5 separate regions of the Homo sapiens genome follow, and regions 2, 3, 4 and 5 are each linked to region 1. Evidence: chromatin contacts called from ENCODE Hi-C or POLR2A ChIA-PET data. All regions are on one chromosome and are shown on one strand. Each heading gives the region's core, a stretch centred on a gene start or an enhancer-like site at or near the end of the contact. The rest is flanking DNA. Distances are from core to core; before and after follow the strand shown. Region 1 overlaps RPS6KA2 (ribosomal protein S6 kinase A2). Region 2 overlaps LOC101929297 (a long non-coding RNA gene). Region 3 has its middle 20 kb from the start of PRR18. Region 4 holds the start of PRR18 (proline rich 18). Region 5 holds the start of SFT2D1 (SFT2 domain containing 1).

What was found. Hi-C counts contacts between places; a loop is a spot of excess contacts on that map. ChIA-PET counts read pairs that join two places held with the same protein, here RNA polymerase II (POLR2A). Pooled maps may share reads with other maps.
Region 2: a pooled map shows a loop between it and region 1 (2.7-fold over the local background). The contact joins two enhancer-like sites. A Hi-C loop is called at or near these places in 5 of 50 pooled maps. POLR2A ChIA-PET finds 5 or more read pairs at or near these places in 2 of 52 experiments (CD4-positive, alpha-beta memory T cell and activated naive CD4-positive, alpha-beta T cell).
Region 3: a loop to region 1 is called in a pooled map, with 3 times the contacts of the local background. The contact joins two enhancer-like sites. A Hi-C loop is called at or near these places in 1 of 168 maps with a recorded cell type or tissue (natural killer cell), 1 of 37 single-sample maps with no recorded cell type and 7 of 50 pooled maps.
Region 4: a loop to region 1 is called in a pooled map, with 2.5 times the contacts of the local background. The contact joins the promoter of PRR18 here to the enhancer-like site in region 1. A Hi-C loop is called at or near these places in 5 of 50 pooled maps. POLR2A ChIA-PET finds 5 or more read pairs at or near these places in 2 of 52 experiments (activated T-cell and activated naive CD4-positive, alpha-beta T cell).
Region 5: a loop to region 1 is called in a pooled map, with 5 times the contacts of the local background. The contact joins the promoter of SFT2D1 here to the enhancer-like site in region 1. A Hi-C loop is called at or near these places in 1 of 168 maps with a recorded cell type or tissue (sciatic nerve) and 11 of 50 pooled maps. POLR2A ChIA-PET finds 5 or more read pairs at or near these places in 4 of 52 experiments (A673, CD4-positive, alpha-beta T cell, H1 and 1 more).

Annotation. Positions count from the first base shown.
Region 1 is chr6:166,485,746-166,490,582 of GRCh38, reverse strand. It overlaps RPS6KA2 (ribosomal protein S6 kinase A2), which reads left to right. Exons shown (of 21, transcript NM_021135.6): 10 at 1,662-1,750. Among named protein-coding and RNA genes, the nearest start is that of MIR1913, 21 kb to the left of the region's middle. RefSeq lists enhancers at 421-921, 4,220-4,720. Within about 2 kb of position 2,327, at least 19 of the 41 ENCODE cell types and tissues checked have a DNase peak (open chromatin) inside an H3K27ac peak, as active enhancers do; they include A673 and CD4-positive, alpha-beta T cell, where a contact is called at or near this core.
Region 2 is chr6:166,242,002-166,246,838 of GRCh38, reverse strand. LOC101929297 (a long non-coding RNA gene) reads right to left here. Exons shown (of 5, transcript NR_125862.1): 2 at 2,911-4,037. Among named protein-coding and RNA genes, the nearest start is that of PRR18, 64 kb to the left of the region's middle. Within about 2 kb of position 2,003, at least 5 of the 41 ENCODE cell types and tissues checked have a DNase peak (open chromatin) inside an H3K27ac peak, as active enhancers do.
Region 3 is chr6:166,285,666-166,290,502 of GRCh38, reverse strand. No RefSeq gene overlaps it. Among named protein-coding and RNA genes, the nearest start is that of PRR18, 20 kb to the left of the region's middle. RefSeq lists an enhancer at 3,284-3,453. Within about 2 kb of position 3,587, at least 5 of the 41 ENCODE cell types and tissues checked have a DNase peak (open chromatin) inside an H3K27ac peak, as active enhancers do.
Region 4 is chr6:166,305,856-166,310,692 of GRCh38, reverse strand. PRR18 (proline rich 18) reads left to right here and starts at 2,301. Exons shown (of 1, transcript NM_175922.4): 1 at 2,301-4,837. The coding sequence starts at 2,551. The coding sequence ends at 3,438. It overlaps LOC107986669 (a long non-coding RNA gene), which reads right to left and starts at 3,145. Exons shown (of 3, transcript XR_001744464.2): 1 at 2,970-3,145; 2 at 876-971. RefSeq lists an enhancer at 1,869-2,148 and a silencer at 2,219-2,818.
Region 5 is chr6:166,339,733-166,344,569 of GRCh38, reverse strand. SFT2D1 (SFT2 domain containing 1) reads left to right here and starts at 2,025. Exons shown (of 8, transcript NM_145169.3): 1 at 2,025-2,151. The coding sequence starts at 2,089. LOC100289495 (a long non-coding RNA gene) reads right to left here and starts at 1,939. Exons shown (of 2, transcript NR_040022.1): 1 at 1,423-1,939. RefSeq lists an enhancer at 1,200-2,093 and a silencer at 2,155-2,314.

The DNA.
Region 1 (4,837 bases), core at 1,078-3,577:
AATTACATTGCTAGGCTTACAGTGCCAAAGTATTGTAAGCTGTTTTCTAAAAGTCACTGGTTTTACACAAAATGGTAGCGCTCGTCCGCCAGTAGCAGTGGTAATAGGGTGCTGGGCATTCTAATGACAGTGGGTCAAGGGAGCAGTTGCTGGTTTGTCTCATCCTGCTGAGTGGTTCTGATGAACTCTTCTACCATAGATAGTTTTCCATCAGTAAGTCACTTAGAATGTGTAGTGGCTGGTTTTCAAGCGTGATGGTTGGTGACCTCCCAGAAGTAAAGGATAGACGGAAAAAGACACAAGGCCTCCAGGGCCTTGTCCGGAGAGATCACAGGAGCAGGGGTCTCCTTTCCCTCCCCACCTGCTGACCCCATTCATATAGCACTCCTGGTTGACCTTGGCAGGACTCGGTATCGTTTTACCATGTGACTGGATACAAACCATTTTCTGCTTAATTCTCATGAAAAATCATTTACTAAGCCAAGGTTTTGCTCTTGGACTGTAGGAAGAAGCCTGATCCCCATACCACCTTGCCATAGCATCCTAAATGTGAGCAGACACCACTGACTATCACTGTCCCAGAGCAGACAGCAGGAGGGCAGGAAACAGAGAGGCTGGGAGCCCCTAATCAGTTCCTTCCTAAGTGAGGCCACTCGGTGGAGGAGTCATAAAGCTGTTTGTCCTCATGAGCTGCTCTTGCCAACTCTGCTTGCAAATGGACACATAACTTTTATAAAATTGAGAATCACCTAAAACACCACCAGCTCAGCTTTTGTAAGCTCGGTCCTTATGTAGATGGAAGGAGAGAGGGGAGTGAAGGAAGCCCCATTGTGAGGACCCTTTTGTCAAGCTAAGGAGTGTCTTTTTATTTAATCAGCCTTTTCCTCCATCAAGGGACCTTGAATTGCAGCAGACACTGAGAGCTGCAAGTCAGGACCTTTGCAGTGATTCTCATTGTTTGAATTTTAAGGGAGGACATGTTCTTTACTTTTGCTAAAGCTGGAATAATCCCTGACAGCAAGTCACGGGTGTGGCCTCAGGGCATTCCACTTGGGAGGGATGGAGAATTTCTGGAGGGAGCACTAGGCTCTGCGCGTGGGGTTCTCAGTGTGCTCTGAGGACTCCGGTGGTCCTGAGACCCTCCCGGGGTTTGCAGGTCCTCCTCTCGCAGGTTTTCTTCATAGCATCGCAACAGACCGAGCACAGGGTCCAGCTGTCTCCTATGAGCCAGGAAGAGACGCACCCAAGTGCAGAACAATGCCACTAAAGACTTTTTTATATGTATGTTTGAGAAAACATAGATAATTTCCATTAACAATGTTATTTGTGTTAATGGGAGTGTTATTGTTTTTTAATGATTTTATTATTAAATAATGTTTATTAATAAAAATTTATTAAAGTGAATTAGGAAATGGAAATTATACAAATTTCTCACTTTACTTTCTACTGTGGTAAATATCACAGCTGTAACCCACATAAACATAAGCTCTTTGGTGTCCTCAGTAACTTTTAAAGCATAAAAGGGTCCTAAGACCCACGTGGTAGAGCACGGGCTGCTCTGGGTGACTGCGATTGAGGTCTCTGAATGCTGACTGGGGCCCTCTTTATAGCTTGTCCTTGTTCTCCTAAAATAGATCCTAAAATAGGATCTTGTTTTTCAGAGCCAAGCTGGGGATGCCGCAGTTCCTCAGTGGGGAGGCACAGAGTTTGCTGCGAGCTCTCTTCAAACGGAACCCCTGCAACCGGCTGGGTAAGATTCCCCGGGACACCCCACCACGGGAACGTGCAGGGCGCTGCCCCGCAAGCTACAGTGGAGATGTGGAGGGCCACCCTCCTGCTCCGGCCCAATGCCAACCAAGGTCACTGAAAACAGACCTCACCTAGAGGTTGAAATAGTACCAGTGCCATCTGAGCTCCAGGAAAAAAGGCCCCTTCACAGCTTCTAAAACACATAGTTGCTGCCAAAATACCATAAGCTGTTTTCTAAAAGCCACTGGTTTTACCCAAAATGGTAGTATCCTTCAACCAATCTGACTTCCCTGAGTTTTGAAAGTCTCTAAGCTAAGGACAGAACCGTTGAAAAGCTGCTTCTAATTTAATTCTCCCTAAATTGAGAAACCTCCACATCTATTAAAATCAGGATCTACTTTAACTACTGATTGATTTTCTTTTCGTGTATGTGACAGCGTATTGAGGATTACTCCGTGGGCTGGGCCGGTCTTAGCGAGTTGGCGCGGCCGTGTTGTCTCAGAGTCAGACAGCAGCAGGAGCAGGGTGTTTCCGGTTCAGACAGCAGCAGGAGCAGGGTGTTTCCGGTTTAGACAGCAACTGGAGCAGGGTGTTTTCGGTTCAGACAGCAGCAAGAGCAGGGTGTTTCCGGTTTAGACAGCAACTAGAGCAGGGTGTTTACGGTTTAGACAGCAACTGGAGCAGGGTGTTTCAGGTTATTTTAACAAGAAAACGAAAGGAACACATTAAATTCTGTTTTTTTTTAAACTCTAACCTCATAGATAGAAGACATACCAGAGGGGAAGGCAAAAGTTAAATCAGGAAATACTTCATTTCGGAAAAAATACTAGATTTTCCTCTCTGCATGCCTTAACCCCAAAGAAAGAAGGACCCATTTAACTTCTTCCCCACATCAGCTTCCATTGCAGGGAACTTTTGCATTCATTTGCAATCCTTCAGTGATTGAAAGTGAAGCTAATCAAAAGTACCTTCCTACTCCACAGTCATATTTCACAATGTGAGATAATTGAAGTATAACTGTGATCTTAGAAAAAAGGAGTTAAGGTGATTTTTAAAAATCAACATTGATGTATTTAAAGTACTGAGTACTAATCCCCATGAGATTCATCTTGTAATGAATTGTCATAGTTGTATTCACCTAATTAAACACATTTACATCCAACTTCTAATCCAGATTTTTATCACGTAAACCACTCTTCCTTCCTGCAGATTCATCTTCATAGTAATTCTTTACTTCATATAAAGATGTCCCATAGTTGTATTTCCGAGGCAGTTCTCCTCTGTGTAAGCAGATATTTTATTCCACTCTACAGACCTCTCGGTGATAACCCACTGTCAGCGCCTTTGTCCACTCAGCCTGTTTTCATTCTTCCACACAACACAGTAAAGCAATTCCTCCTTGTCACCGAGCACCTCTGCATGCCGAGCGTGGCTACCAGGAGAGCAGGTGACACAGTGAGCTCCCGTGGCACTGGTGACGTCAGAGCAGGTGACACGGTGAGCTCCCCGTGGCATGGGTGATGTCACAGGGTGTTCTGCCGTCACTGTCTGCCAGTCACTGCAGGCCAATCCAGAAAGCCCAGGGCACGTGGGTGTGTGTCAGGAGAGTAAATCCCTGCAACATTTCAGCACCTTGGTAAAACCATCAGAATGTTAAATGTATGCACCCTTTTGCCCAGAAGTGTTACTTCCAGAAATCTCTCCAACAGAAATAGCCATACCTGCGTAAAAGGGGTACAAATAAACGGTGTTTGCCGAAGGTCTTCCTGTTTAACAAAGACCTGAAGATGAAGTAAGCATCAATCAATAAGGAAATCATTGAATCAATTATGAAACGTCCACACCACAGCCTGGGGCTGGAGGACGGTGTCTCGGCCACGGCTCTGCACCGTCTGCATTTTGGGCCGGTTAATTCTTGTTTTGGGAGCTGCGCCATGCATTGAGGCTGTTTAGCGCATCCCCACCCCCACCCCGTGATGATCAAACGTCTCCTGACATTGGCAAAGTCCCCCTGTTGAGAATCTCCACGTTGCTGTTACTGACATGGAAGGGCCAGGGTCTAGACTGAATTGCAGCCCACATGGCTGGAGAGTGTAGACTCACCCCGCAGCGGAGCCCGTGCCACCCACACCACAGTGCATCCATGCCAGGGCACATGGAGACACCGATGGACCCAGCCCCCAATGCCACCTGGCAGGGCCCCATGCTGGTGTCTGTGGAAAGGACTGTGTCCAGTGCATTGGATGAAAACTAACTAGCAGGTCACTGCACACATTTTATAGCGCTGTCCCCAGTCAAGGGTCTGAGAGGCTGGGGAACTGTCACCCAGACAGAGGCAGCTTCCTTAGAGGGGTATTCACCAACAGTGCTGTGGACAAAGCTGAAGGCCCCAGCAGAGCAGCCCCAAGTCACTGAGATGCCAGCTGGGGGCGACAATGAGATGGGAGGCCCAGGATGGAGAGCACTCAGGACCAGAGGGGAGGACGCCTGATCAGGACAGAGGGCCCATGCTGCAGCACACACAGGGGCACTGTGTGTGTGTGTTCATGCGTGTGCGTGCACATGTGTGTGTGTGTGCTCACAGCTGTGTGTGGGGTTCATGGCTTAGAGGAACCTACTGACCAAACAATTTTTGCCACGTTGTTGTTACTGGGACCCCCTCAGCAAAGTCCCAGATGGGACCTGAGATTCCAACCAAGAGTCATCAGGACTCCTCCTTTTCATCAGTGGTGACGGTCGTCGTTAGCCAGGGTCACAGCCACATTTCCAAGAGATGTGCAGCTCCTAAAGCTGTCTGCACCTTGGCCCTTCACTCGCTGGTCCTGGTGCACACCCACGGTTACACAGTGACTCGGCTCAGGAAACGCAGCAAGGGCTCAGCGCTCACCCTTAGTGCCCAGAGTCCCTATCCACACAGGGCCTGTCATGGGCAAGACCTCACCCCCTGAGGGTGGGGTCCCAGTGGTGGGAGATGCAGCCTTGGACAGAGGGACAGCCTGGGCTGGGCAAGGCAGGAAGGGCTTGTGTCCCACCCTGTGTCCCGAAGTTGCCGTTTCACTGCAGTTTTCCCAAATCTGGGTGTGGTCTG
Region 2 (4,837 bases), core at 754-3,253, 240 kb after region 1:
GAGCCTGGAAAGAAAGGTCCAAGGGGAGGTGTAAGTAGCCTGAAATACCTGGGGTTTGCATGTGGATTTTATACTTATTTCATGTTTTATTGACTATTCTGCTGTGGACTGCACTGTGTCCTTCTCATCCCCAAAATTTCTATGTCGAAGACCTAATCTTCAATGTGGTGGTATTTGGAGGTCACCTTTGGGCAGTGACAAGGTTCAATGAGATCATGAGGGAGGCCTTACAGGGGACTGATGTTCTCTGCTGTCTGCCAGCCAGGAGGAGGCCCTCGCCAGAACTCAACCATGCTGACATCCTGATCTTGGACTTCCAGCCTCCAGAGCTGTGAGAAAATAAATTTCTGTTGTTTAAGCCATCCAGCATGTGAAATTGTGTTACAGTAGCCTGAGCTAAGGCAAGAAATATTCCAATAAATATATTTCGTATTTATTCTAGGTAGCATCAGAGACCAGAAATAAGGCCAATGGGAATAATTTACAAAGAAGTTAAAGTTCAGTTCAATACGAGGGAAATTTTATTTTAAATTTTTTTTGAGGCAGCGTCTCACTCTGTCACCCAGGCTGGAGTGCAGTGGCACAATCTTGGCTCACTGCAACCTCCCCCTTCTGGGTTCCAGCAATTCTCCCACCTCAGCCTCCCCAGTAGTTGGGATTACAGGTGTGCGCCACCACGCCTGGCTAATTTTTGTATTTCTAGTAGAGACGAGGTTTCACCATGTTGAGCAGGCTGGTCTCGAACTTCTGACCTCAAGTGATCCACCTGCCTCGGCTTCCCAAAGTGCTGGGATTACAGTCGTGAGCCACCGTGCCCAGCACTAGGGAGATGTTTTAAAAAGGGACTCAAGGTGTATCCTGGGTCCAGGCTGAGCCCTGGTAGCTTGGATGTGTGTAACCCTAAACTGGAGGCTCCCTCCTCTCCCCCCATAAAAGGATTTTGGTCTTGTGACGAAGGTTCACCTAGGAGGGCTGTAATGTTTCTTCCAATTCAGAATGTGTAATAATCTAGAGAGAAAAAGCAGCTAGAAAAATAAAACCACACAATGTGAGAAATAAGCACACTACGTAGAAAACCCCCTATTCAGAAGATGACTGGAATGTTATCTGAGTCCCTAAACCAGAAGCCGCTATGTGAGTGTAAGTGCTTGTTAATGTGTAATGCTACAGTTTTCAGTGTTATAGTTTTTATGGGATGTTCACATGATTTTATATTTAAAAAGCCCACAGCCAAATTTAAATAAGACTTATTTTACAGGGATCAATCTGTAATACTGTTATGAAAAAAACCGTAGGGAACAAACGAAAAAGACAAAGTATCCTACATAAAACAGTGTAATAAGGAGGAAAGTAGTTCTTACCTCGTGTCAAAGCAACAAGGCAGGGGCTAGGACAATAATCTCTAGGTCCTGTGTGATACACTGAGCCCGGCTAAAGGCAGATGACTAAAATAATAACACCAAGTATTTATCATGTTGTTTCAAGAATTGCTCACGGATTATCTCAGTTCTCACACAAAGCCTGTGAAATACCTACCATTTTTTAGCAAACTCATTTCACAGATGAAATGGAAACAGGACTATCCAGTAACACTCTGGCCCAGGAGAATCCAGTTAGCAGCGTGGATGTCTCCAAACCTAGTTTGTCTCCAAAATGCTCAGACCTGCCTATGTGCTGCACCTCCCACACAGTGAAGAACACAAAATCATACAGGGGCACGTAGAAGCTCTTCTTTGTGACCAGTAACTGTGAGCCCACCCATTCCAGTATCAATACTTATTAATACAATGAAGATGAAGTGACTTTCAAATCTGAAATACCCTTCTGATCATTGCTTTTTGCTACATTCTAAATATTTTCACCAAAAACCTTTCTGTAGAAGGACCCTCAGGTGAATTTGGAAATTGGTTTCACACTCCAGGAGAGCTGGTGCAGCTCACAGCAAACTGTGAGGAAGCCCCGGGCTTTCATGTGGGCCGGCCTCGGGGCAGGCTGTAGGGCTCCCGTGTGGTTTTCCTGCACCAAGCAAACAGATCTTTGGTTCAACCTTGTTAGTCCAGAGCTGACTGAAGGAGGAGATTGTTCACAAAAAGGTGAGGAAAAAATAAAACTGAAATGAGGCAAGACTTTAACATGAAAAGGAAAAGTGCCACTGGAAATTAAATCTAAAATGAATGTAAGGCAATTGCTTTAACAATTTGTCAACAGGCAGGACAATGAAGCGTAGACAGCCCTGCTTTGGAGAAATGACAATGGAGAAAATGAAAGAAAAATAGAAAGTAAGAGCGGAACGGGGCCAGCCCCTCTGAGGTTCACACCTCTATCTGCGGACCCAGTGCGTATAGTTTTACACTTTTTGCCGGTGCAGTTTCATGGTTTCTGTCTAAAACCATGCAGCAGCACAAGGCTGTGGCTTCTGTCACTGATGTGATTGAAGTTAATGTGACTTCAGCCGCTGTCATGAGGTGCTGGATGAAATTTAACCAATAAGCCTTGGATCTGCGGAATTACTTGAACTTCAAAAAGTCCTGGAGAGAATGCCCTTGAGCTGCGGAAGCCAATGCCCTTGAGATGCGGAAGCCGGCTTGGCTTTCGTGGACTGTGAGCAACTTGGCCAGGGCAGCATGGGTCCCACAGGAGTGGCCACGTTTCACCTTCCAGAAACGCATGCATTTCAGTGGCACTGCCAGCGGAAACACGAGATTTGGTTGGGCACAAAAAACTAAACACCTGTCCACTGTGGAAATGACTCCTTCAAAGTCAAATTTTGGGCTCTTTGTTGAACTATATTGGGAGGGCACTTTTGATCACTCTCTAAATACTTATGATTATCTTATTGATACTTCTGTATTGCCAAATAAGGTGTAGGCATGGATCTGCCTTTCCCAGACAGAAGGGTCCTGCTCTTACCTGTTGGGAACTGCTCTGAAAGTCTGGGAGGAGATTGCTGGTATTTTTGCTGTAAAGTGAAGCTTTGCGCTTTCTGCAAGGTGGGTGCAGTTGCGGTCATAGCAGCACCTCTGTGTCTTGGTCTCCACTCACCTGTCTTCGTGGAGAGCACGTGGCCTCACACACAGAGAGACGACACATGGATAATTAGGTACACAGATGTGCTAGTTTGAGAAAATTGGAGGTTTCTTAAGTGTTTTGGGCCATATTATTCACCATAATCAGGGACAATAATCTATCGGTCCTGTGTGATACACTGATCCAGGGTCAGCAGAAGCCCCTGAAACTTGCTAGAAGTGCACATTTCCAGGCCCACCCCAGACCTACTGAACCAGAAACTCCGGGGTTGGGGCCCAGCAGTCTGCTTTTTAACAAGCTCTCAGGGTTATTCCGACGCAGCCTGAAGTTTGAGCACCTTTGCCCTACAGGCACTAGCTCAGCTCAGGGGGTTAAATATCAGGATTTAATTAATTGCTAGGAGTTCCTCCTTTAGGTCTGCTAATAGTAGGCTGTCTGACTTTAAATAATTCACTTGAGGGCTTGTTTCCAAAAGCAGACGGCAGAGCACACCTGCCAGTCAGCTGCGGGGGGACTGGCTTTGAGATGCTTGTTCACAAGTGGAAAACGGTTTGACCTGTCCAGGCACCTAGTGAGCAATGGCCACTGAAAAATTCATCTGAAATTAAGCTGCTCTACTCTGCACTAGGGCTGACCCTGGCTACCTCAGCACCAAATCTAAGCCTGTGGGTTATGAGGTGAAACTGCTCAGGAGCACCTCTTATGGACCCAGTGTGGGGAGGATGAGGGAGGAGACTCATCTTCACGGGTGTGTGAATCACCCTCTTAACTCTTCTGTGTAATACAGGCCCCTGGACTCCTGAATCCTCCATAGGTCTTTTCGGTCTTAAATTCCTTTATTAATAACAACAGTGGCTAATGTTTGGAGGACACTTGGACACCTTGAGGAGGACTTCCGTGGCCTTCTCTGAAGATGCTGTGCTCTACTCCCAATCAGCTGAGACCCATCTTCTTAATCTTTGCAGTGTGTGCTTCAGAACTGGCACCAGACAGGCGCTGCATGAACACTGCTGCAAGAGAGCAAAGGAGAGTGAGGAGAAGAGAAAGAGAAAGGCGGGCAGAAGGGGAGGAAAAAAGGATTGGAAAGGAAAATAAAGCACTTAAACATTTTTTTTCCTTTTTTTGAGACGGAGTCTCACTCTGTTGCCCAGGCTGGAGTGCAGTGGCACAGTCTTGGCTACCTGCAACCTCCATCTCCTGGGCTCAAGCCATTCTCCTGCCTCAGCCTCCTGAGTAGCTGGGATTACAGATGCCCGCCACCACACCCAGCTAATTTTTGTATTTTTAGTAGAGAAGGGGTTTCGCCGTGTCGGCCAGGCTGGTCTCGAACTCCAGACCTCAAGTGATCCGCCCGCCTCAGCCTCCTAAAGTGCTGGGATTACAGGCGTGAGCCACAGCGCCCAGCTAAAAATCATTTTATAAATCATAGAAGAGAAGAAGTTTCTTAAAAGGGGGTTTGTGAGAGGCTCAGGGACCTCTGAGGGCGGTTTTGGGATGAACACAGCATGCTGGATAATTTTACAGACTTGCTCATGTGAAAGCCAGGGTTTGACTGCAGTTTTCCAACTCTTCAAACAGACAAACTCTTTTCAGATATCGAGTGAGCAGAGTGTTGCTGGGCACGTAGGGGGCGCTCAATAAAGATTCCTTGAATGAATGATGGATTCGGGATGAATGACCGATGCTCCCCAGAGAGGCAGGTGGAGTTGCCTGGAAGTGTGCACTGTGGGTCTGGGGCCCCAGAGTTTGACCAAGAGATGTGAGGAGGGGGCAGCAGGGGCTTGCTGGGAGAAGTCTCTCTTCTTCTGAC
Region 3 (4,837 bases), core at 2,338-4,837, 200 kb after region 1:
GAGTACACATGACTTAGCAAACATTTGTATGATTTTTCTCTTGTTAATCTGTCTGTCGTCAGTTTAATTCACACACCCCCATCACTGAACTTAAGAGGGTAGAGAAAATTTTTTTCTTCCTTATTCTCACAAAAGAAGCCAGCTCTGCTTCAATGTGATTAAAGAAGAAAGTGATTAGAAGGCTATGGGCTCAAAAAGGGGTGGAAGGAAAAACTGAAGAACCAAGGTAGGCCGGGGATCCAGTCCACAGGAGCTAATGCAGATTCTCTCAGGGCCGTGGATGGATCTGCAGCTCTGCTCTGCACTTAGGCCACTTTCTTCAGGCTGCAGATTTCAAGGGGAGGGCAGCTGTGGTGTGAGTCTTCCCAGGAACTTATGGTGTGTTGGGGGTGGTACTCCAAAGGGAGATGAGGATTCTTGGCCAGAGAAGGGTGGAGTGAATGCTGCCCGCCAGCACAGCTCGACATGCCTGCTGTACCCCCTGTGCGCTGGGTACCCTATGTGCACTCCACCATATGGCCACCATAGTCATCTGTGGACCACGTGTCTGATACATGCCAGGTGCCATTCAGAGAGTTCAGATGCAGCACTAAACAAAATGTGCTCATGGGGCTTACATACTAGGGTGGAGACAGTGAATAATAAATAACAAGGGGAATTGTGTAGTGAATGAGAAGGTGATATGCACCATGGAAAAAGAAGAGTAGAGCAAGCTAGCAGGTGAAGGGCGATGGGGTGGTGGAGGCAGCCTGCAGTGTTAGGCACTTCCGGAAGGCGTTATGGAATAAGTGAATCTGAGCAAAGACTTTAAGAAGGTGAAGGGCTGGCTCATCAGATCCTAGGGACAGTGGTCCAGGCAGCGGGATCAGCTGCATGGCAGGACTGAGCCACAGGGGAGTTTGATTGACTAATGATGAGTGAGCCCAGAGGGGAGCCCTGGATGAGACATCGGGGAGTTGGGGTAGATCATGCAGAGTCTTGTAGGACCCCATGCTTATGGGGTGGGAATTTTCAAGGAGAAAACTGAAGTCCAAGGATTACTTGCCCAAGTCTACATGGCTGTCAAGTGGCAGAGCGAATATTTACACCTAAGGAGTTCCATGCTCTAGAACCCAGCACACTCAAGTTTGGTAAACGGAACTGCACCATGGGGCCATCTCCTACCTCTGTGAAAGCCCCTCCAATAAGGGGAGGAACATAGCCAATGCAGCCACGCATTTGCCGGAGAGCTTGCTATACTTTATCAGTAGTGGCTTAATGGACATTTGAAACATTTGAAAAACGGCAATTAAATACAGAATACATACATATATCTCTATATTTATATATATCTCTATATTTATATATATTTATATATATATCTATATATTTATATATATTTATATATATATCTATATATTTATATATATTTATATATATCTATATATTTATATATCTATATATTGTATATATCTATATATTTATATATATCTATATATTATATATATCTATATATTTATATATATCTATATATTATATATATCCATATATTTATATATATCTATATATTTACATATATCTATATATTTATATATATCTATATATATTTATATATCTATACATTTATATATATCTATATATTTATATATATCTATATATTTATATATCTATATATTTATACATCTATATATTTATATATATCTATATATTTATATATATCTATATATATTTATATATATCTATATATTTATATATATCTATATATATTTATATATATCTATATATTTATATATATCTATATATATTTATATATATCTATATATGTTAATATATATCTATATATTTTTTATATATATATATATGTTTATATATATCTATATATATTTTTATATATCTATATATGTTTATATATATCTTTATATTTATATATCTATATATCTATATATTTATATATCTATATATGTTCATAGATATCTATATATTTTTATATATCTATATATGTATATATTTATATATATCTATATATCTTTATATATCTATATATTTATATATATCTATATATCTATATATATCTATACATTTATATATCTATATATGTATATATCTATATATATCTCTATATATCTATATATGTATATATATCTCTATATATCTCTATATATCTATACATGTATATATATCTATATATATCTGTACATATCTATATATGTATATATCTATGTATATATCTCTGTATTTATATATATCTATATATATCTATATATTTATATATATCTATATGTCCATATATCTATATATTTATATATATCTATATATTTATATATATGTATATATATCTATATATAGATATATATATCTTTATATAGATATATATATCTTTATATTTATATATAGATATATAGATCTATATAGATCTATATATCTTTATATTTATATATAGATATATAGATCTATATAGATCTATATATCTATATAGATATATAGATATATATATCTATATAGATCTATATATCTATATAGATCTATATATCTGTATATCTATATAGATCTATATATATCTATATATCTATAGATCTATATCTATATATCTATAGATCTATATATCTATATTTATATATATCTATATATCTATATTTATATATACATATATTTATATATATCTATATATATTTATATATATCTATATATTTATATCTATCTATCTATATTTGTATATATCTATCTATATTTATATATATCTATCTTTAAATATATATATATGTTTAAAGATATATGTGTATATATATACTTTTTTTGAGACAAAGTCTAACTCTGTTGCCCAGTCTGGAGTGCAGTGGCATAATCTCGGCTCACTGAAACCTCCACTTCCCGGGTTCAAGCAGTTCTGCCTCAGCCTCCTGAGTAGCTGGGATTACAGGTGTGTGCCACCATGCCCTGCTAATTTTTGTATTTTTAGTAGAGACGGGGTTTCACCATGTTGCCCAGGCTGGTCTCAAACTCCTGACCTCAGGTGATCCACCTGCTTCGGCCTCCCAAAGTGCTGGGATTACAGGCTTGAGCCTCCGTGCCTGGCCTGTACTTCTTCTTTGATAAATTGTTTATAGCTATTTTAAAACATTTTCTGCTGAGCATATGAGAGGTGACAATAATGACTAAGTGAGAGGTGACAATAATTACTAATCATTGTAAAGTATTTAGTATCTGCTAGACTTTGCTCCAAATACTGGGCAGATATTGACTCCTTTAACTCGTTTGACCCACTTATGAGGCAGGTGCTATTTTGGAGATGAGAGCATGGAGGGCCGGAAAGGTTCATGGACTTGGCCACCGTCAGAGATCAGGAGGTCAGGGAACCAAGGCTCAAACCTCTAGCCTAACTCTTGCCAACACGTAGTCTCTCTCAGGCCGGCAGGATAGGAGAAGGGAACCTGTTTAGTCATCAGTAAAGAAATTCCCTTCAAAACGGTTTCATCTTCTTCCTGTTAGGTCAGCACTCCGTCCTGGCTGCAGCCTCTGATAGCCAAGCGGATGAGGTCTGCTCTGTCACAGTAGGGTGAACAAATGAAGAGAAACAGGAAGTAACCTCAGTTGTTTTTCCCTATTATGGCCAGGTGGCAAGTAGGTCTTTGTGGAGCCACTGAATGCAAAAGCACAGAAAGGCCATCCCCCCAGCGGCCCCTTCCACCTGACAATGAGGAAGAAGGAATGCCTGCTTCCCAGGGGCCTTGCTCCTGTTGGCAGCAGTTTCTGTCGCTTGGGTGGAAAAGGGTCCCCACATATGTGCAGGACCAACTCTCTAGACTCGTGTGCAGGAATGATCGAAGAATTCGAGCAGCAGAGAGATAATTGTTATAGTTGTCCAATTTTCATCAAAAAGATACAAGAAAAAATAAAATTTATTACATTCTTAAATGTGGTTCAAGATAATGTTGAGTTTAAAATGATCAAAAAAGTATTATAATTTTATAAAGTATCATGATTTTAATGTAACTGAAATAGATGCATAGCTCACTCATCTTTCCAATTTTCAAAAAGAACATGACCAGTCCGGTCGCGGTGGCTCACACCTGTAATCCCAGCACTTTGGGAGGCCGAGGCAGGCAGATCACAAGGTCAGGAGTTCAAGACCAGTCTGGCCAATATGGTGAAACCTCGCCTCTACTAAAAATACAAAAATTAGCCGGGTGTTGTGGAACGTGCCTGTAATCCCAGCTACTCAGGAGGCTGAGGCATGAGAATTGCTTGAACCTGGGAGGTGGAGGTTGCAGTGAGCCGAGATTGTGCCACTGCACTCTAGCCTGGGCGACAGAGCAAGACTCTGTCTCAAAAAAAAAAAAAAAAAAAAAAAAAAAAGAACATGACCCTATCAGTTCCTTTTTTTCCCCCAGCAATATAGCTGCTTAATGAGGAGAATCCATGTTAAACTATGGTGAAGCCGCTCTGGATGAATAACAGAGCAGCCCCTTCTTGAAGCCGTGTGCCCACAAGGAAGCTCAAGTTAAGCGCTGGGTTAAGTTCCGATGGTTGGTAAAAGGAGCAGACAAGTCTCCTCCCTGACTCCTCACTGTATTTCCAAAGGTGGGTGCTCAGACGACACAAACTGTGGAGGGAACCCCAGCATTTCCTGAGCCCCCCAGGGCCTGACTGCCGCTTCCTCTATCCTCATCTGCTTCCCTGGGAGGAAGGTTTGCTTTTCCTTTTCCTTCCTAAAATACAGTGGCTTCCAGACCTTGACTGTCTGACCTCCAGTAAGAAATACACATAATTGTGATCAAGTGTGTATGTATGTGAGTGCATCTGAAGCAAATAATTTAAGGAAACTATACTCACTCTATGTGAAATGCAATTTCTTCTATTC
Region 4 (4,837 bases), core at 1,052-3,551, 180 kb after region 1:
GATGCTGTCATTTGGGTGCTTTTATCAGAGTCTGAAGAGGGGATAGTCCGTCGGCAATGCTAACTCCTCCGTACTCCTGGGGCAGCAACCCGCCATGAGAACCCAGAGCTCAGAACCCCTCGTAGGAGCATGCTTTGCTCTGAGGGTTCTGGGGAGACAGGGAAGAGGCACTGCCCCTCCTACCTGGCCTGGTGATGAGGTGGCGGACACTCAGAATGTACTTTTCTGCCTCTCAAGGGTCACACAAACTTACAGCTTTCCATGTCTCCAAGCTTCTGGGCTGGTATGAGACGTCTGGGAGGGCTTGGAGAATCCCAGTTCTTGTCTGGTCAGACACGTGCATTAATCTGATAAACTATCACTTTTCTTGGCTTAAAAAGGCCCAAATCGCTACTAGTTTGTGGGTGAGAGGTCACTTAATCCAATCACCCTGATCTACCAAGACTTTTTCCCTCTCAGCTTTAGTGTAAAAGTTGCAATCTGGCCTTGGACTCGCACTCCTGGGGTGGAGTCTTATCTCCTCCGTCCCGTTAGAGCTGTGTGATGGCAGTTGCGTAGCTACCTCGCCTCTGTACGACCAGTGTCCCAGCAGAATGGAGACAGCAGTGGAAGTCGGGAGCATTACTATGAGGCCACCAACCCATTCTCACCCCAAAACTGTCATTCCTTCTGAAGCATCCTAAGAGTAAGGAGACAGGAAGGAGAGAAGACCCCACCAGCACCGTCACAGCTTTTGAACTGCGGGGCTCCAAACTCAGATGTCTGAGTGTCCAAGTGTTTGCTGATTTTTCTCCATAGCCTGCCTCTCCAGCTGTGCCCCCATAAATGATATTTGATACCGCCCCCCGCCCCACCCCCATCCTCTCCTGCCTCACCTTCTCTTCCAGTTCTCCACTTTCCAGGCACAGAACTGTGGGCCTCCTGCCGCCACTGACGTGCCTCTTCCCACACCCATCCAGAGATTCTAAAACCTGGAATAAAACATATTGAGGAGGAGGTTTCAGTATCTTAGGACCTCACCTGTCAAGCCGATTAACAGCCTGAGCCCACCGGCAGAGACAGGCTGGCAGGGATGGAGGGAAAGTGCCTGTGAGCTGGGAGGCTTGTTTCAGAGCTGTATTGGGGTGGCTTGGGAGGTGCTGGTAGAGATGACAGGGCCCAAACCTGTCACCCCAACCCAAGCTCTGGTGAGAAGTGTTTCCCACCACCTGCCAGGTTTCCTTGACGCTCCCATGTATCCACAGCGCAGTTCTCTGAGGCCACCAACAGTCAACAAGGGGAGGCGTTGCTGCTGCCTCGGAGACTGAGGCGGCTGGGGGAGGGCCATGCTGTCCTGCTGTGACTGTTGGCACAGGGCACATTTGTGTTTACCCACAGTTGAATGTGCTCTGGAGCTAACCTGGGGCCGTAACCATCACACACCTGGTTTCCATCAGAAAAGTGTATCTGATGGAAAGTACTTTGTGGAGATCTAAGCAGCTGATGATTATCCTTAAGTAATGCAGGGACTGCACACATGAAATGTTGACTTTTTGATCCGTCACTTTGCAATTGTTCAATTATTTATTAAACAAACATTTGAATATTGTAGGATGTCTTCATGTGTCTACGACTAGAATGTAAATTGACAGTGAAGATTTATCTCATTAATTCTGAATCTCTGCTACAGTGATAAATATATTGCTTTGCTCATAAGAATTATTAAAGGGACTTGATGTCTAATATTTGCCATGTAATCAGCATTATATAGCTGAAACTGAACTATTTTGCCTGTTCATAGATACTTAGGTTTTGAATTTGAAAGTGACTCCTCAAGGGGTGGCATGAACACTATGTAAGATTCACTGAGGGTCATTTCTCCCCTCTCAGCTCCAGCCCGCTTTTCTCTGTGAAGCAGGATGTGTCCGGGGCCGCAGAGCTGCATCTACTGGCGGTGCCTTTCCCGCCGTCTCGAAGGCACGGAGAGGCTACAGGGGATTTTCTCTGAAACGTGCAGGGCCTCCACCTGTGACTCCGGAAGGCTGCCGGCTCCCCCAGGGGAATGCTCCTGGCTTTCGACGGACTACATTAACCTCGGACCACCGGAGCGCCAGCTGGGGGAGCCCCGGGATGCCTGGCGCGCGCTCCGCCCTCCGCTGTCCTGGCACTTTGCTCCCATTCAACAGTCGGTCGTGACACCAGCCGGGCACAGCCCGGGGCCTGGCAGGGCCGCGTCCTTAGCGAGCGCGCTGGGCTCCTCCTCCTGCCGGCCCGGCCCGCGTCTCAGCTGTGGGGACCCGGGGGCGCCGCGACTCGCCCACAGTCGGACGGCGGGAGGCGGTTCCTGCAGGGTCCAGTCCCGGGAGCACCCCCAGGAGGAGGGGAGGGTGGGAGCGCCTCTCTTTGAGTCCCCGGGTTTGGTCGCTGGGATGTGAGGAAGCCGGAGAGGCCGCGGCTGGACGCAGGTGGGTGTGGAGGGGCCGCCCGGACTGCGGGGACCCGCTCCGCGCACAGTGGCTGAGCGCCCGCCTCTCTTTCCAGGGGCTGAGGATCCGGCGGCTCGGCTGCACTATGCCCTTCCCGCCCATGCCGCCGCCGCCCGCCCCCGCCCCGGGGGCCCAAGCCGCGCGCCAGTTACCCCGGAGGCCCTGCGCCGCGGGGGACAAGAAGAAGAGGCCCCCACAGCGGCCCGAGGGGCTCCTCTCCAGCTCCTGGCCCTCCGCCACGCTCAAGAGGCCGCCGGCCCGGCGCGGCCCCGGCCTGGACAGGACGCAGCCGCCGGCCCCTCCGGGCGTCTCCCCCCAGGCCTTGCCCAGCCGCGCGCGGGCCCCAGCCACGTGCGCCCCGCCCCGGCCGGCAGGCTCCGGCCACAGCCCAGCGAGGACCACCTATGCGGCGACCTCGGCGGGGACGGGGACCACCGCCGCGGGCACCTCCTCGGGGGCGGGGCCTTGTCCAGACTCCGCTGCGCGCTTCTGCCTGAATCTCACCCCCGAGGCCGTCCTGGTCATCCAGAAGCGTCATCTGGAGAAGCAGCTGCTGGCGCGGCCCCGCAGGCCCTTCCCCTCACCCTCGGCCGAACCCAGGCGCCTACTCGCCCCGTGTCTCCCGGCTAGGGCCGCGGGCCCGCGGAGGGGCGGCCCCGCCAGCGACCCCGACGCACCCCCCACCGCCGGCCAGGGCCGCCGCGCGCCTCCGCCCGGCGCCCAGCTGCTGCACGGCGGCCTGCAGGTTCCCCAGCTCAGCCCGCGGCCCGGGGCCCTGCGGCCGATGCTCAAGGTGTCGCTGCTCAACGAGCGGCACAGGTACGACGACGTGGAGTACGAGGAGGAGCCAGAGGCGGTGGACGAGGGCCTGGTACGCAAGTGCACGGAGTGGCTGCGCGGCGTGGAGTCCGCGGCTGCCGCGCGGGGCCGGGCGGGGGCCCTGGACTCACGGCGGCACCTGAGCACGCTGTGAGCCCAGCGGGCCTGCGGGGACAGGCCAGGCCTGATCCCACCTCACTTCCTGCACGCGCCACTCCGCCTAGGGGCCCTCGGGGGAGACCGCAGGCTCCTCTGGCCGCCAGCGCCCACTTTCGGGACACCAGTGCGCAAGCTGGCCCACGTGGGGCGCAGCCAGACTCGCCCGACGGCCACGGCCCCCCTCCTGCCCTCGCCAGCCGGCAGCCCGGGCCTTTCTCGTTCACACCGGTGGTATCTACCCCAGATGCCTGCCTCTGCCCCCACTCTGGCCTCCTCTTGGCATCGCCGAGCATCCATGCAGTTCGTGGGGAATTAAGCAACTGAGAAAATGCCTCTTGGTGCCCCGACCCCCAGGGTTCGTCTAGGTCCCAGAGACCCTCTGCCTGGAGGCGGGCCTTCCCCAGGGCTACATCTGCACGCCCCGTGGTGTCACCCTCAGCCGGCGCCGGGCACCCTGGACAGTGCGGTGGGCGATGGCCCAGGTGGGTGGCCGCGACGGTGGCCTCCTGCAGAGCTGGGACCCGGTCCTACATTCGTGATTTTGTTTTCTCCCAAGTCAGAAAAATGTTGAGGGTATTAGACATCCCTGAAACTCAGTTAACCGAATTTCCAGTCTCCAAAGCGGAAGGGTAGGCATCGCCAGGCGCTGGTGAGCCCTGGTCAATGAGCGCTTCCATGGAAACCGCTCGGCTGATTACATTTTTTCTGTGTATTATTTGAATAGAGAGTAAAGCTCCTCCGCTGTTTCGTAACCATATCCTTTCCCCCGCTAACTGGAGGCTGATTTCTACATATTTCTTCCATGTATCTGAGAATATCTAACTAGAAGGATGAGAAGGAAATAAAATGTTATAATCAGATAAGGCTGGTTATAAAAGAGTAATGTATTACCTCAATTTTTGACTGACTTTGTAAAAGCCAATAACTGGTTTAATGTTTATCTTGATAGACTTTAAATGTATCAAGTCTTAATTGTATTTTAAATTGAAGCCTTACATTTTTAAAACAGATTTTGTATTTTTCTTGTGGAGGTCTTTGCTCTAATAACACACACACACTGTCTCTCTCTCTCTCTCTCTCTAATTCTAGGCACACATTTAGTTAGATGTGAAGCATTTAATTCATTGGGAGCTAGGTCAGCTGCCAGATGAGTTGCAAAAACAGAAAAAAACCTACCCATTGAATAACTTCTTTGAATTTGGAGATAAGTTTTCTTTTACTTAAAATGAATATATTAATTCTAGAGGGGCAAAACTAGCAATGCTTATGCAAGTGACGGTGCTGCTCTTGTTCCACCCCCACCCAGATGGTCTCTGAGTGCGCCGTCCTGGGCAGGGCACACGGTCTGGAGCTGAGAGGGTGGAGCAAGAGTGCACTGACTCCGAGCCGAGGGC
Region 5 (4,837 bases), core at 776-3,275, 150 kb after region 1:
ACAGGAGTGAGCCACCGCGCTCGGCCTATACTTGAAAATCTTGAAAGCAGTTATGTCAGATATGTGAACCAGAGAAGCCCATCTTGAATAGCGGCTGGGTAAAATGAGGTTGAGACCCACTGAGCTGCATTCCCAGACAGTTAAGTCATTCTAAGACACAGGATAAGATAGAAGGTCAGCACAAGATACAGATCATAAAGACCTTGCTGATGAAACAGACTGCAGTAAAGAAACCGGCCAAATCCCACCAAAACCAAGGTAACAAGAGAGACCTCTGGTCGTTCTCATTGCTACACTCCCACTAGCGCCATGGCAGTTTACAAATGCCATGGCAATATCACGAAGTTAGCCTATATGGTCTAAAAAGGGGAGGCATGAATCCACCCCTTGTTTAGCATATCATCAAGAAATAACCATAAAAATGGGCAACCAGCAGCCCTGGTAATAGACAGCCCTGCTCTGCCTATGGAGTAGCTATTCTTTTGTCCTTCTACTTTTTTTTTTTTTTTTTGAGACGGAGTCTCGCTCTGTCGCCCAGGCTGGAGTGCAGGGGCGCGATCTCGGCTCACTGCAAGCTCCGCCTCCCGGGTTCAAGCAATTCTCTGCCTCAGACTACCGATGTTCCTCTACTTTTTAAATAAACTTGTTTTCACTTGCCCTGAATTCTTTTTGCGCAAGATCCAAGAACCCTCTTTTGGGGTATGGATCCGGACCCCTTTCCCGTAACACTTACGGACATACTCTCTTATTCAACAGAAACATAGTTTTATTCTATAGATTTTACAATCTATTTTCTGACCTTTTAAAGTTAAGGACATAAGGATAAGACTTCTCATATTAGTATGAACAGGCCACATAGAAATATCTTCTGCCTAAAGGAAAAGGATGCTGAGCATTGGACCGTTTCATCACAAGAAGGCGCGACTTGCTTTCCTAGGGTTCCTGTGGTATTTGTTTTTATCTAATTGAGTTTAGATAAAATCTCTACTGAGGCAGTAGGATGGACAATGAAACTTTTTGAGGATCCACCTTTTAACTGAAAGATTTTAGGGAGGAAATGGAGTGGGCAAAGTAATCAAAAGAACAGGCATTCTCATTACCATCTTACCAAGCCTAGAAGCAAACAGAAGAGCAAAACCTATCACTTAATGACTTCTGGAGACCATATTAGACAGGCAGCCCTGATTTTTAATCTCCTTTCTTAGCATGGTGGAAAATGAGAGAGAGAAAAATGCCACTTCCCCATTTCTTAGTGTTTGTTCATCCAGCACGAGCCGGAGAACAGTAAACGCTTGTTCAATGGTTTCACTGTTCACACAAAACTGGAAAAATGGGTTGCATTAGCTATTCCTTTTATAAATAAGATTTCACTCTTTCAAACTCCTAGCTGACCAGTGAACTGAGTAAAGAAATAGCTCTCACAAGGGCAAAGGAGTGAGGCAGCCTCTTGCTATTTCTCCTGAGACGGTCTGAAATACAGCTCCTCGCTTTAATCCTGAGGCAGGTGTTTGTGTCTCCGGATGAGGACACCCAGCTGGGAAGGCTAGCGACGCCCCCAGGGCCACCTCATGGGTGGCAGGGCGCTCTTCGGAGCACGGCCACCTGCCCGCAGGAGCCCTCCGCTCTCCGATTCCAGGCGAGGGGAGGCGCATTCGGGGCCTCGACTTCTGGGAACCCGGGGTGCCGCGGACCCGCCCAGCAAGGCCCCTCGCGGGGCCCGGAGGACGCCAAGTGCAGGGTTCAGTGGTCGTGCCCCAGTCGGGTCTACACTCAATGGCTGTGCGCCAGCTGTGGGCAGGGGGTCCACACCCGCGCTGTGTCCCCGCGCGTTACCACGGCGCACCTCGCGGACAGTGGGAAGGGATAGCCCCACCATCAGCGCCCACTCCGCGGACTTCACGGACCACTACCGGGTCCGAGAGAAAGGCTGGTGAGCATGCGCGCATTGCTACGGCGGCCGCGCTGACGCACAGGAAGCGGGCGGGACCGGACTTCCGGCTGGTCTGTGGGGTTTCGGGTTCGGGGTTTCCTGGTGGGCGTCAGGGGCAGGCAACAGAGTGGCGGCCGCTACGGCCCTGTAACAGGGCCATGGAGAAGCTGCGGCGAGTCCTGAGCGGCCAGGACGACGAGGAGCAGGGCCTGACTGCGCAGGTAGCGAACTTGCGCCCTCGTCCAGTCCCGGGGCTGCCCGCTGGCCCCGGCCGCACTGAGGACCGGCCGAGCGGGTGGGGTGGGTGCGAGGCCGGGGGTCTGGGACTCCTCTGCCCGGCTGGTTGATTTAGGAGGGCTCCGCCTGCTTCCTGGGTAGAATTTGAGAACTTTCCAGTTTTCCATGCGGTCTACTTAAACCCACTTTGAGGCCCCCCCCCGACTCTCCCATCTGGCCTTCTGACTTAGGAATCCGCTAACGTCTGCCCTCGCTTTCCCAAATAATCCATCGCTCCCACGTACTATTTGGTTTTCTGAGCCTGGTGCGGGGTCTGGCCTCGGGCTGTGCAGCGTAAGTAGCTATGCAGGGCATTTATCCTGCAAGCTGCAGTGAGCCGAGACCCTAAAGCTTGTTGCATCTGTTTGTCTTTGGAGGTAAAGGTGGTGTTATGTGTGTGTTTGCTGGGGGGTGGTCTTTTGGAAATAGGGAGACTGGAGGAAAAATAAACAGGACATTGGTAAGTGAAATAATATTGAATTAAAATTTTTCTGTTAAGGCAGTGAGCCCTGGTAAGAGATTTTTTTTTTTTTCTTAATAAAAGCCCTTGTGTCTGCGCCTTACCAGCGAGACTTGATAAGGGTTACTTCCTCCAGCAAGAAGGTTAAAAGTAGCAGTGGAGCAGGAACTGCGGTGTAAGTTTTTTTGTTATTGCATGCGATTATATTGCACGTTATTGTGTGCTGTCGCAGAAGTTGGACGTTTAAAATTGAATTGTATTTCATAAGGATCTTCTATTTGTCTCTCCTGACTTCCTTGTCATTATACTTACTCAGCACTTGGTGTGGGTAGAGTTCTGGGCTACAGTTTTGGGTTCAGAGAGTGTAAGACAAGTATCTGTTCTCATTGCACTCTGTAACTCTGTATATTACCACAGCCACATGTGGCCAATGAATTTTTTTTTTTTTTTTTTTTAGATGGAGTCTTGCTTTGTCGCTCAGGCCTGGAGTGCAGTGGCGTGATCTCGACTCGCTGCAACCTCTGCCTCCCGGGTTCAAGCAATTCTCCTGCCTCAGCCTCCTGAGTAGCTGGGATTACAGGCACCTGCCACCATGCCCTGCTAATTATTTTGTGTTTTTAGTAGAGATGGGGGTTTCACCATGTTGGTCAGGCTGGTCTCGAACTCCTGACCTCAAGTGATCCGCCCACCTTGACCTCCCAAAGTGCTTGGATGACAGGCTTGAGCCACTGCGCCTGGAGCAATTAAATTTAAATTAATTAAAATTAAATAAAATTTAACATTCAGTTCCTTAGTCACAGCAACCACATTTCACATGTTCAGTAGGCACATGTGGTTAAAGGCTACTGTATTAAACAGCGCAGATACAGAACATTTGCATTGCAGAAAGTTCTATTGGACAGTGCTACTCTAAACTTTGGAGATGCAAAGGTAATATCACTTATCTTGAGCCCACTGTCTAGAGGGGAGAAAGATATGTGGAGAAGTAATCAATCAAAGATTAGAGTGACTGGCTGTATAGACAAGTGCTGTGAGTTCAGAGGAGGTGATCGTTCATTAACAAATATTCAAGTTCCTGCATATGTTTGACATTGTTCAAGATGCAGGTGTTAATAACAGTGACCAGTGCAAATACCTCTTTCACATGGAACTTAAATTTTAATTGGAGGAAACAGTGAATAAACAAGTATATAATGTGTCAGACAGCCACAGAAAAAGTCAGAGCAGGTTGAGGAGGTTGGGGTTGCCATATTACTTAGATAAGGCCTCCCTGCCAGGGAGTCATGTGAGCACAGCTCAGAAGAGCTGCTGGGATGTCTGAGCATCCTGTGAATAAAAGCCTCCAAGGCAGATACAGAGTCCCAAGTGGTGTGTGGTCAGCATGTTCAGGGCCAGTAAGGAGGCCAGAGGGGCTCTAGCAGCGGGGCAGAGAAGAGGGACAATTGTAGAAGAAAAGGTGAAGCAGGAAGGGGGATTCTCAATTGTGAGGGTTCTCATAGGCCATAGAAAGGATTTTAGCTTTACTCTGAGTGTGATAGGAAGCCTTTGGGTTTAGAGCAGAGTGGTGGTGTGACCGACTTGGATTTTAAAGGATCACTCTGGCAGCTCTGTGGAGAACAAACTGTAGAGGCAATGTTAGAAGCCCAGAGACTGGGCTGGAGACAAGTACAGTTGTCCTGGCAAGAGATGACTGTGGCTCAAATCAGTGATAGAAGTGGTTTAAAGAGCAAAAAAGCCTGTTTAAAAAACAAAAAAGTGGTCAGATTCTGTAAATGGTCTGAGTGTACAGCCAGCAGGCCACACTGTTGACGGATTGGATGTGTGAGAGTGGGAGGAGGCAAGGATGCCTCATGGCATTCGACCTGAGCATCTGGAGAGGTGGAGTTGCCATTAAGTGACTGTGGGAGGAGCAGGTTCAGGGAGGAAAATCATTTCAGTGTGGACGTGAAGTCTGAGATCCAGGTAGCATCCAAGTGGAGATGTGAGGAAAGCAGTTGGACGTAACACTGTAGAGTTTGTGGGAGGAAATAGGAGAGAGATGAGATCGTCAAGATGAGGTCCAAGGTTTGACCTCTGGTTTTCTCTAGGTGTGTAGAAGTTTAGAGGATGAGCAGAAGCCGGCAAAGACAGCTGAGAGGCGTGGCGAGAGAAGGAGGAGGAGAACCAAGAGA